Linked DNA regions of Mus musculus: region 2 is linked to region 1. The links are chromatin loops, found by intact Hi-C in ENCODE. Cell type or tissue: left cerebral cortex. All regions are shown on one strand. Links, peaks and the distances in the headings refer to the core of each region. The heading gives the core; the rest is flanking DNA.

Region 1 (4,000 bases), core at 1-4,000:
TTTAAGGATTAGGACGACAACATTATCAAACCACCAACTGCTTTTGACTTATTTAGGACTTAGAGAAGATTAATACATAATCTCAGGCCAAGCAGGTCCCAGTACAGGAAGCAGCAGCACCCAGCACACTGGGGTGGTGAAGTTTAACTATGCCTATGGGATCACCTAAGAGAGGACAGCAGCGCAAACTCGCTGAGAAACACTCCCTGGCTGGCCGGAGGCTGCGAGCGACCCAATTCCTAAGGAAGCCTGAAACCAACTCCTAACAGGATCCATCAGGAAGATCACAGGGTTGTGCTAAGAAGAATTCCAAGATGACTGGCAGGCAGAATTCCCTCCCTCTGGAATAAGTGGTGCCTGTGAACAGCGGGCTCTTAAGTGTGAGTAAGAACACTTCTGTAGCCTGGAGCGTCTGGCTGGCTTTGCAGGCACCACACTTCAGGAGCCACGTGATCAGCACCTGCCGGGGCTAAGAGCAACCCAACCTCCAAAAAGAGAGAAAACAGGCGCCTTAGTTTTAAAGCCTCAATGAACTGAATTCTATCAACAACTTGAAAACTCTTTAAGGATGAATCCAAGTCTCATGTGATAGCCCTGGATAGCCCTTGATTTCAGCTCTGAGCAGAGAAGCCAGCTAAATTGAAGCTGGACTCTGGGCCAGGAATAGTGAAATGCTAAGTGTGTACATTTAAGTAACTAACTTTGTGGTAGTCATAAAGCAATTATAAACAGAGAGAAAGCCCTACTAAGTCAGATACTGGGAAAATGTCTTAGGCTTTCTACACTCACCCTAGCAGAGGGCAAAAGCAAGCCTGTGACATCAAAATACCCAGCCAAAAGTCAGACTGTCTGCTGGGACAGTACTTAACGCTACTCACACAAGGATGGGACACAGAGTTCAAAAATCTCTTAACACCACGGACTACAGTTTCAAGTTCTAGACTAAAACTAACACACAAGAAAATGTAGGGCACAAGAAAATGTGACCCAGAGTCAAGACAAAAACAGACCAAAGACAAATTGGCCCAAAGATGAACCAGACAATGGCTGGATCCAAACAAAGGGTGAAGCAGCTGTCATCATGTCTAGGAAGGGAAGGGACAGTCTTAATAGAGACCCTCCCTGTGGAACAGAAGACACAGGCAGCACAGCCCTCCCCCAGCAAAGTCTGGAGCAAAGCTGTTCTCTGTTGATTCCAGTGGCTGCGGGCTGTGACTGGTGTCATAGCTGTTCCATCCATCTTCACATCACCCACTCTTTCTCGCTCACAAGAATACCTATGGTGACATTTGTGGCTACCCATACAATTTACATGTGAGAGTATCTTTAGCTACCCATATGAGCAGAATGTGGACAGATCTCTGGGGTGTAATTAAACCACTCCACGTGGGCTTAAGCAAACCAATGTTGACGGCTGGGAATGTGGCTCAATTTGTACAGAGTGAAGTTCTGAGTTCCACCCCCTGTGCCACATAAACTTAGCATAGTGATGCACCCTGCCAGATGGTCATGTCACATGGCAGCAAACGTGCTGGTGCGGTAGCTGAGAACTGACATTTGATTCACAAGTACATGGCAAAAAGACAGAAACACTGGGTCTGGTGTAAGCCCATCTCCAGTGACAAACCTCGTCCTCCAAGGCCACACTTCCTAACCGCAGGGGGGGCATTCTCATAGAAAGCACCATATCAGCACACAGGAGAAGACCTTAAGTTTGAAGTCCTCTCTAGTAACACACCAAGTCTAAGGACAGCCTTGGCTACAAGAGACCCCGTCTCAAAAACAAAACAAAGCAAATAGGCTGCAGACACAACTTAGCTGGTAGTATGTGCCAGCGTGTGCAGAGCCTGGGTCCACTCCCTATCTCTCTCTCTCTCACACACACACACACACACACACACACACACACACACACACACACACACACTGTGATGGCAAAGCCTGTAATCCCAGCTCTCACACTCAGGAAGTGAAGGCACAAAGATCAGCCCTTCAGGGTAACCCTTGGCTACGAAGTGAGTTCAGGGAAGCCCTGGGCTATCTGCGACCAGTTTCAAATAAGCACACGACCCCCAAAACACAAACAACAAAACAACACATTTAAAAAAATGTCTAGTGAGTTTTAAAATAGCAGGCTGGGGAAGGTGGCTCAGTGGTTAAGAGCACTGACTGCTCTTCTGAAGGTCTTGAGTTCAAATCCTAGCAACCACATGGTGGCTCACAACCATCGGCATGAGATCTGATGCCCTCTTCTGGTTCGTCTGAAGACAGCTACAGTGTACTTAGGTATAATAATGAAAGCAATAAAACCATACCCAGTACATAAGTCAGAACTATTGGAACTGTTAGACAGCATCAGTCTCGGGATCCAAAGTGCAGTGTTTTATGATCTAAAATATGTATGATAAAAGTGCAAAAAGAAGGCCTGGAGAGATGGCTCGGCAATGAAGAGCACAGGTTGACCTTCCAGAGGACCCAGGTTCAATTCCCAGCACTGGCATGGTAGCTCACCACTCATGGTACCGTCTGTAACCCCAGTTCCAGGGGATCTGACACCCTCTCCGGGCCTGTGGGTACCAAGCATGCATGTGGTGTATAGAAACACATGCAGGCAAAACACCCAGACAAATTAAGAAGTTGACAAGGAAGAGTGAGAACTAGAAAGGAAATGTGTATTTGTACAATGACTACAGTTTTCATGACGTGGAGGTGTGAGAAGCTCACCAGGCCGTAGTCAAGCTAAATCCAGCATGATACACCAAAGCATATGTCACACACATGTGAAGCTAAGAGGAAGGGAAAGCCCGATGCCAGTGGGGACAAGAGGCACTGGAAGTTCCTGGGCAGTGACAAACCTCCAGCAAGACCTAGGAAGGCCGGGGGCCGCAGTGGCATCCTTCAAGAGCCGAGCAAGGGCTGTCAGCTCAGAATTCTGCACCTACACAAGCATCCTTGGAAGGCAGAGGTGAATTAGATGCTTGACTGCGAAGTCTGGGAGACTCACTAGCAACTGCAGGAAAGAAAGTGGGGTGCCCTGTAGGCCGAGAGGAAGGAATCAGGCAGGGGGTGGACAAGAGAAGTGGAAAGGGAATGTGGGAAAATAAAACACTACAGGATCGTTTTCCAGCTTCAAGGAAAATGGCAACCCAGTAAGGTCAGAGCCATAATACAGGAACAGTGACAGAACCAAAGTCACAGAAGACAGGGATGGAGAGAGGGAGCTAAACACTGTTACTTAGTGACATGTCCCCTGAGGAGACGTGGCTTTCAGCTAGAAAGTAGGTGGGGATAGACAGACAGACATATAGACAGACATGTATGTCCCTAACACAAGTCTAAATAGACTTTGCTCATTTAAAGATGAATCATTGTAATCCAGGGCCAGCACACAAAATAAACAGCAGCAAACCTAAGTCACAAAAAAGAACTGAATACTCAAAATATCCAGTTACTTCAGAGTCACCAACAGAGGATCAATCTCTCAAAATCAATCTCTCTCTCTCTCTCTCCACCAGGGTGGTAAGATAGTCTACTTGGGCCTAAATATACTTAAAAGTATACACACAATAGAGGCACCTTTAGACGTGCTTCTTAGACAACACAAAAAGTAAATCCAGAAAGGATAGCAGAAAATAAATAGCAAGACTGTAGACTTACATCTCATTATATCAACACTTATATAAAAAGTAATTTAACCAAAGAATCCACCCACAAGGCCAAGACTGCCAGAGGACAAGTCTTCCTGGACTAGGAAATGGTGCTTAGGAGACAGGGCCCGGGGGACGAGCAAAGGTGCTGATTCATGTTAAAGGCACCAAGTTTTATTTAGGAAGGACACATTTTTGAGATCCAAACAGTGTTACTAAAGGAGGACCGAGTACTCAGATGCCAGAGAACGTGGTGGGTACCTCATTTAAACCAAAGGAAGCTAAAGGAATGGATCTGTTAGCTTGATGTTGTCATTCTACAGAAACTACCCCATTGCGCCCCACGGAGACGC
Region 2 (8,617 bases), core at 2,255-6,254, 250 kb before region 1:
AAAGCCACATAGTCGGACAACTCCCGAGGAATCCAAAATGGAAGAAATAGCTGGAGGAAGAAAGTGGAGATAGGGGCTGTAAGCAGAGGAGCGTTGTGGGTAAAGCAGTAAAGTCAGGAGTGCTGGGCATTCTAAGGCATCCAGGGCATTCTTATCAATTGGTCACACTGGGGAATTGAGATCAAACTCTGTATAGTCCTCACGATCCTCTGGCAAACTCCCTTGATGATTTTATCTGAAGGGCATCACCTCGATGCTCAGCTCAGCTTAAGGAAAACAAAACAAAACAAACAAACAAACAAAAAGCCCTAACTGGAGGGTTTACCCACTATACCATAGGTCAAATACCCAGAACACCCAAGGGCAGAGCCACTGAACAGAAATTTCACCCCTTTCTCTCAGCGTCTTGCATTTCCCCCTTGTTAGTAAGTTCCAAGAGAAGGCTTGTTCTTTCAGGAAGAGGGGGAGGGATCTTACCAGTTTCCCTTCCTTGATTGTCAAACATCTAGACAAATGCCTGCCTCGGCTCCCTCCACCTCCTCAAGCACACCCTTGGGGAGGCCTATAGTCCTGTCCTGCCTCCAGCTGCAGAATGAAGCCCCCAGAAGATGACTCTGGAATCAGACCAGGTGACCAAGCCTGGCTCCTCTGCTTCTCACAGGCTGAATTTAACCCTTTAATTCCTCTTGAGTCATTTTAGCCACATGGCGGCTGAGAATGGTAATGGGTACCATGCCACCGGGTGAGGAGAAGCTTAAAGGAGACGAATATAGACAAGACATTTATTCTTAAAGAACACTCGCTACCATCGAAGGTCACCAGTTAAACTGTTCTTCCCATATCCAAGGGTCCTTTCTCAAGCCCCTTCCCCTAAGCTCCATCCACAGGACAGCGAGGACTTTGCCTCCCTCTTGACAGCCTGAATCACCTGCAGACCCTGCACATGCGCACCTCACCGTGGGCGCCATCTTTTCTTTGGGGCTCCCAATGGTCCCTGCTCCATTTTTCCCTCCGCAATCATGGTCCACGTTCCATTATGGCACGCCCTTTCCTCAATTCCTCCCCAAGAAAACTAAGTACAGGACTCTAGACAAAGGGCTGGAAGAACTGCTTTTGTGCGTTCTCCTTTTGTTTCCTTTCTTACCCGTGATTCTATTTCTAGAATTCTTATCAAAGTAACAGAACAGCCAGGTTTGCGTTTATCTGAAAATAGAACTATTCCGACTTTGCAACAGAGACCTCTAAGTGTTTCACATGATCTATAGTGTAGCTATTGGTGACAAACGACACTTTTGTCACTTCTCAAAATTAGGACTCACTAAGTTCATTTTCCAAGATCATGATACTTTTAGCCTGGTGTGATGCAGGAGCCTCATCTTCTGCACCCATCCAGATGGAGAACAGGATGGATGGAGTGGGCTGCTGCTTCTCTCTGCCTACCTGGTGTCCTGCCTGAGGTAGAACACTCAACTAATGTCTTACTCCTCCTACAACCACTCTGGGAAGACTCTCATTGGTTCTGTCACCCCAGAGAATCCGTTCTCAACCTGTGGGTCATGACCTGCTTGGGGAAGTTAATGATCCCTTCGCATCATTGGATATCAGATATCCTGCATATCAGATGTTTACATTATGATTCACAAAAGTAGCAAATTTGAAGCTATGAAGTAGCCATGAAAATAATCTTACTGTTGGGGGTCTCCAGACCACGAGGAACTAAAGGGTCAAAGCATTATGAAGGCTGAGAAGCAGTGCTCCAGTGGACAAGATGGTGACATATAGAACATTATGTGCCGTGCTAGCTCCCTGACAAGTCTCCTTCCAGGGTGTGGAAGCTTCCTCAAGAACTCAGCCAAGACTTTTGAAACAGTTAGAAATGGGGATATCAAAAGCTAAGAGGTTGAAAAATAAGAATAAAAGAGGCACGGGGTTCTCTGACCTCCACTGTGTATGGCGCTACACACTGTACATGTTTGGGCACATGCACAGACATACAAACAGATACTAAATAAGGCAATACAATCATCTTTACAAAAACCCTAAATAACATTAAAAACCCAAGGGTTCCAAACTGTGGGAAAAGGTGATGGTTCTCTATGAACATGCAGAGGCAGTGTAAAAGATGGATGGCCTGTCCTGGTTATCTCTGGGGACCCACCTCTGCCTGGCTCAATACTCCCTCACTTTACCCCTGCACTGGGGCCTAGCCCATTGAGACCTGAGCATCATGCTAGAGGTTCTCTTCTAAATCAGCTTACCTGGGGCTACATTGGTTTCTAAGCCTCTGGCCTCACTCCAACAAAAACAAACAAAGAAACAAACAAACAAACACAAACAAGTAACCCACTCTCAGGTAGATTCCCTCTGCACTGCTAAATTAACCCTGCCAAATATTTAGGCTCAAAGGCATCTTCTGTAATTACAAAATCTAGACCTGGTGTAGCTTAAAAGATTTTTTTTAAGTAAAAGGAAATGGGTACTGCAGAGAGTTTTAAGGGTGACTGATGGCTATCCTTAACACCCGACACAGGGTCACTTTGGTTGGTCTCTGGCCTTGGCTTGCTAGATGGGCTTGCCATCTAGCTGGGCTTGTGAGAGAAAGCAACAGAGGAACCAGTGAGTGGAACACCTTACCCCTCTGCTCTAAGTCTCTTCTGCCTCATCCCTGTGCTAAAGCATTGTGTCTAGATCCATCCTCCCAGGGCCCAGGGCACTAAGTATATTTCCCATTCCTATCGACCTCCTATCTCAAACTACTCTCTCAAAGTCAATCTGAGGACCTCAGATCTAAGAGTGCCTCCAGGTCTCTGTGAAAAGGGCCAGGCTGAGCTTCATGAAGAAAGGCAGAGACAGAACTCTAGAGGGTGCAGAGGTCACCTCAGCAGCCATAGCATCATGGAGAACAAATGCTGCCAAGCAGCCTCCAGCCTGCCTCCACCTTTCCTTCCCTGAAGGAAGGCCATCTTTACTCATCTCTAACTGACCAGCTTCCCATGGCTAATTCCTCACTCCCTTTTCTTTCCCTACATCTCGGAGAATTTCTGTCTTGGAAAAGGGCCTGTTTTCAAGACTTCCAATGTCATTCTGGAGTAAAGGGTCACACCTTTGGGCCTCAGACACTCAGCATGACATCTGCTTGCCAGATGTCATTTCACTCACAAACAAGCTCCAGACCTAGTATTCCTTCTCTGTATCTTCCTCTTTTAACTACTCCTGTCTTCACGCTCCATACTCGGAAGCAATGTCCCCTGGGCTCCATCCCAACGGTCACCATCTTTGTCTATATTTGTTACTGTGCAGTCTGCCATTTTCTTCCTTTTACCTTGATCCACTGGGCTCCAAACCTTTGCCCCAAGTAGCTCAACTTGATTTCCTAAAGAAGTGTTAACAAGACTTCCTGGCAAGGAGCTGCATCTAAAGAGACTGATACACTGAGTAGAACTTCAGTAAGATAAGGAGACTGAAATGGTGTAGGACTAATTAGCTCATCTTGAGCTAGCTTTAGCTTCCTTAATAGCTATCCTTGCCCACACTGTGTCAGAACCAACATGGTGGGACTAGTCAATAAACACTTTTTGAACTATGTTGCCTCACAGCACAACACTAGCTTCTAACAACTCCCAAAGTAAGAATGCCATCAGATATGAGGCCTATGGGAAAGGTTCCCCTGATCACCGAGAAAGCCTCTCTGAGGCACCCACCGATGTGGTTTAAATTTGCCATGACAGGACTTTCTTGATTCTGCATAACTATAAAACCTCACAAAGCTGTTTCCACGGTGGAACATGGAATCTGGAGTGACCTAAATCGGTGTTCCAGAGCCATGGTCACTCAAATTTAGCTCTAGAATAAACTATGTTTTCTTTCCTCTAAGATGAAAGCTATCCCTTTCTGTGTCCAGAGAAGTGACTTAGTCCACCAGCAGGGGAGGGGGGTGGGAATGGCCAGTGATGGATAGCTCCTAACCTGCTTCATCTTCCTAGCTGGCTTTATCCAAAGCAGCTCTGATGTGTTTTCAAGTCGCCCTCCGATACAGGTTCCCTGGTCATCATAGTCTTAAACCTGAAGAGTTTTCCCAAGCAAGGAAGGAGCTGCTGCTGCCCCAATCGTCCTGTCTAATCAGGAATGTACTGTTGCAGGAAACAGTCTTGTGAGAAAGGTCTGCAGAATGGACACCAGCTATTCTGTAATTTCTAACCACATGGCTGCCCTCGGAACGAACACAGACCAGTGACTTCCACCAAATGACATTACGCCCCTTTCTATTCGGTTTCCATGGGAACACTGATGCGTTGATTTGGAAATGCTTGTGTTTTCATCTGCAACCAACCCCCCCCCACTCCCCCTGATGCAGGAAGCACTCGTTCATATCCATCTTACCTGGGCATCTTTATTTTCCATTGTTCTCCACACAATGCCCCTGATTAAATTAAGCCAGTTTCCATATTCATTCAGAGGAAACCAAATAACGCTGACCTCTAGGCCTTCACTCATGAAGCATCCCTTCCTAAGGAGTGAGCATTATCTGATCTGGGCCACATTTCCCTCCCCAGGGTCAGGCTCAAGTTCTGCAGCTCCCAGAAGAGTTCTCAAACTCCAGAAAGCCATGCCATCTTGGGAAAATGACTCATCCCCTATGCCTGTACTTCCTAGATAGGGAAAAGGGGAAAACTCTGACCATCCCAGGAAGAGCTAAATAAGGGAATAGTATCATTTAGAGGAACTAAAAATTGTCAACACCTACCACCCTGCCTACTGTTAGCCTTATCGTCCTTGGTCTTGCCTATATGGAACAGAGCAATCTGTTGTACCAGGGCAATCTGTTCCATGGTATTTTCTGAAACGCATACATTCACTGTTCAGTCTGAGACTGCTTACTAACGTTTCTCTTATTCTAATTTTCTTAGGTCAGACAGGTAGCGCCACAGAGGTAGTTTATTTTAGTGATGTGTGGCCCACTGAGCACACAGAATATACTCTCAGATAGACAGTGATAAAAATGAAGATATTTTAGAGGTGTAGCTCTTCCAATTAGATGGCCTTACAAAATGTAACTGAAGCCCAGAACATGATGGGTCAGTGGTGGGCAGGACCACACCTTGACCAGCACTGTGTAGATAGATGTTCATGTTCTCTGTCTTCTATTTAAACTTTTATTGCCTTTCGGGACCCTGAAGATGGTGGCCTTTCAGGTTCTTAAAGATGGACCTGAGGGTTTACCGGATCTTTCTGTTCTTCTCCACAATGTTGTCATATTGAAAAAAAATCTCAATTTTCAGTTTTCTACTATTAATTTGGCTCTTTTAAGTGGCTATTGAGGATGGGCGACCAAACATGGCTTGCAGAACAGGCTTCGAGATGAAAGCGTGGTCTAACAAATTATTAGGATGGTGTGAAATCTCACTGGGAGACAAGTTTCCCCATTGGTTGGGGGCTTTTCCTTCTCCCTGCAAGAGATTTCTGGGGAAACGTCCCATTTCTTTGGGGTCCACTGTTTGAATTGTCTGTTCACTTCTCTTCAAAAATACCTTCATTTCTGCCAAGCCAGTTACAACACCCCAGTTTCTGTTTGAGGTGGAATTTGTCTGTGTTTAGATGAACACAGGTTGGAATGAAGGAAAGTTAGAACATATTTATTGTCAGCTATCCATGCATAAAAAGCATTTTCTTCAAACCCCTTGACTTTGGGAAGAGCTGGCACAACCAACTTCATCTTGGTTTGAGATAAGGGTTTATCATGAAGCCCAGACTTCCCTTAAACTTAATATCCCCCTGCTCCAGCCTTGTCAAGGCCAGACTGACAGGAAAACACTACCATGCCCAGTGACTCCATTTTAACTCTGACAACGTCCTCCCTCCACGGATCCTTGGAGAAACTATTTTCTGAAACAGCAAGGAACATACAGTGAATGTGTCCATGGCCCAGTATGGCTGGTGGTTGTTTTATTTTATGAACCAGGATTTATTGTAGCACAGGCTGACTTCAAACTTCCTATGTAGCCTAGGTTTACCTTAAAATTCCTGACCCTCTACCTCCACTTCCCAGTTGCTAGGATTACAGGGCATATGCCATCAAACCTGGCACAGCTTACATACTTAGACTTTTAACAAAAAAGTAGACTATTAATCCTTTATTAAAGACAATCTTTTAACTGTAATGATCCCAAAGCCATTGTGGAATTAACTTTGGAATCATTCTGCAGATCGATCAATGCCTTTAGCAACTATAAACCCCAGAATTGGGAAAAACCCACCGGCCTGATACACGTTCTACTATAACACTGCATGCAAGACAAATGCAAAAGATAGCTACATCCAAAGGTTAGGCTGCACTAAGTATGATTCATCAGCCTTCCGCTGAAGGAACAATGTCCCTTGAGGAACACAGTGTTAATCATAGCTTTGTTACACAAGGATTTCATAACAGATGCTCCTGAGCAGGAGCTCCACCCACGTGGCTTCATTTAAGGCCGCTCACTTCCTGGATGAACATGGCTAAGTCTCACCAGGGCTGTGCCTACCACATTTTAGTGGCCCCACGAGGCTGATGTAACCAAAGCTACCCTTTTCTTACGAGGACCCCCACATGCCACCCACCCTAGGAAGCACATTTCCTTACATTCCTACAGCCCCGGGATGCTGCATGTCTCAGCCTTGACTGCTTCACCGGAAGTAGTGTGTCTGTCTTAAAGAGACATAACGTAACGGCCAGCCATATAACCTTTGGTATTTGATACTGAATGGAATATAGTGGTTACGTGTGGGGAAAATATAGTGAAAAGTAAATGTTATTCTGCTGTTGTTTTTCTACTCGCTGCAATTATGAAATTAAATCTGTACTGTAAAGCCCCTGACTCCCACCATACAGAATAAATATATCTGCGTTTTTAATAAATGTTCATGCTCCCACTCAGTTATCAGATATGTATAGTTTGCTCTATGCTAGTCACTGAATGCTGTGAACATACTAAATATGAGACAATCACACCTAAGAGTACAGTGAATTCTTCAAACTAGGTATTTGTGGTGGGAAAAAAAAGTTATACATCTCTTACTGAGATGTAGAGATATATTTGGGACACTCAAAATGCAGGTCTAAAAATATCACCATGGAAAACAGTATGGCTAATAATTAGTTTTTTTATAATCATAGGGAGAAAATAATGCTGTGTTTTGTTTTGTTTTATAAAAAGAGACATAGAAAATGTCCCTAGACTGAAAGCAAGGTCACTCGTGGTGGCTGTGGTGGCTCTGGTCCATGATCCAGTACTAGACAGGCTGAGGGCAGAGAGCTGCTGCAAGTCTGGGGCTAGCCTAGGCTACACAGTGACACTGTGTCTCAAAGAAAAACCAACCAAGCAAGCAAAGAAAGAAAGAAAGAAAGAAAGAAAGAAAGAAAGAAAGAAAGAAAGAAACAAAGAAAGAAACAAAGAAAGAAAGAGAGGAAGGAAGGAAGAAAGAAAGGAAGGAAGGAAGGAAGAAAGAAAATTCTGGGTTCCAGAGGACCTGGGCTCAATTCCCAGCAACCACACGGCAGCTCACAACTGTCAGCAACTCCAGTTCCAGATCTGACTGCCTCACACGGACAACACCTACGCCAAACACCAACGCACAGGAAGTAAAAATAAACCATTAAAAGGTATTATTTTTAAAAAAGAAAAATTCTTGAGATACAGCAAAAAGTTCCTATGGGGTTCTCAGGTAAATTTCTCTTTCTTTTCCGAAACAAAGTTTTCTTCAAATTATATGGTGCAGGACAATCACCCTCAAGATCTCCCTAACTTAGCCTCTTGGATGCTGGGATTACAGATATGTGCTCTCTACCACACCCAGCTGATGGTGTGGGTATTAGTTAAGGTAATATATACATATATATTACAGATACAAATAGACATATATAAAATATATATTACACGTATATATGTATAACTATATTACAGATATATATGTATATAAAACTGTAGTACCATTTCTGTGATAATAGGAAAACTGAGCATTGGCTAGATATTTAACGATACAGAGGGATTCCTGTCAAATTCATCAGCTAAAATAATGACAGCATGGTATTTTTAAAGGGCATGTACTTTTAAAAATATATAGTGAAATGCTTACAGAAGAAACATCATATTTGAGATTTGCCTGAAAATATTTTGACAACTATCACAAATTGTTTCTGTAGTCAAAATGGGTCAAATATCTATGATGATATTGAAAGTGAGGGAAAGGATGGAAGCACTGATGAAGCAAATCTGGTCAAGAATTGATTGATATTAAAATTAGAGGGTGATCTACAGTAAATCTTACTCCTTCCTACATGTATAAAAATTTTCCACAATAAAAATTACAACAAAATTAATCATTAGTCCTATGCTATTTATTGAATTATTTATTTAAGCATGTGTGTGTGAGAGAGAGAGGGATATGGGGGGGGGAAAGAGAGAGAGAGATTGAGAGAGAAAGAGAGAGAGAGAGAGGTGTATGTCTGTAGAGGCCAGAAGAGGGCTTTGGATCTCTTGAAGCTGAAGTTAAAGGTAGTTGGGAGCCACCTGACATAGGTGCTGGGGACCAAACTCAGGTCCCCTAGACACAGTCTTAACCACTGAGCTGCCTCTCCAGT

Evidence for each region. Peaks named below come from ENCODE experiments on the same cell type or tissue, not always from the same donor. Only the 100,000 strongest peaks of a DNase experiment are listed, where the experiment ranks them.
Region 2: a loop joins it to region 1, with 14 times the contacts of the local background. A loop is called at or near these places in 2 of 42 quality-filtered maps.

What each region holds. Positions count from the first base shown.
Region 1 is chr8:46,564,548-46,568,547 of GRCm38, reverse strand. The region is part of intron 6 of Cenpu (centromere protein U); the gene reads right to left. Among named protein-coding and RNA genes, the nearest start is that of Cenpu, 14 kb to the right of the region's middle. In left cerebral cortex, for the core only: a CTCF peak has its summit at 2,230 (motif pointing left); DNase peaks (open chromatin) are centred at 409, 1,399, 2,832 and 3,859; H3K27ac peaks cover 904 bases.
Region 2 is chr8:46,809,284-46,817,900 of GRCm38, reverse strand. All of the region lies in intron 5 of Irf2 (interferon regulatory factor 2), which reads right to left. Among named protein-coding and RNA genes, the nearest start is that of Gm39170, 17 kb to the left of the region's middle. In left cerebral cortex, for the core only: no CTCF peak of the experiment used is centred there; a DNase peak (open chromatin) is centred at 4,703; H3K27ac peaks cover 1,046 bases.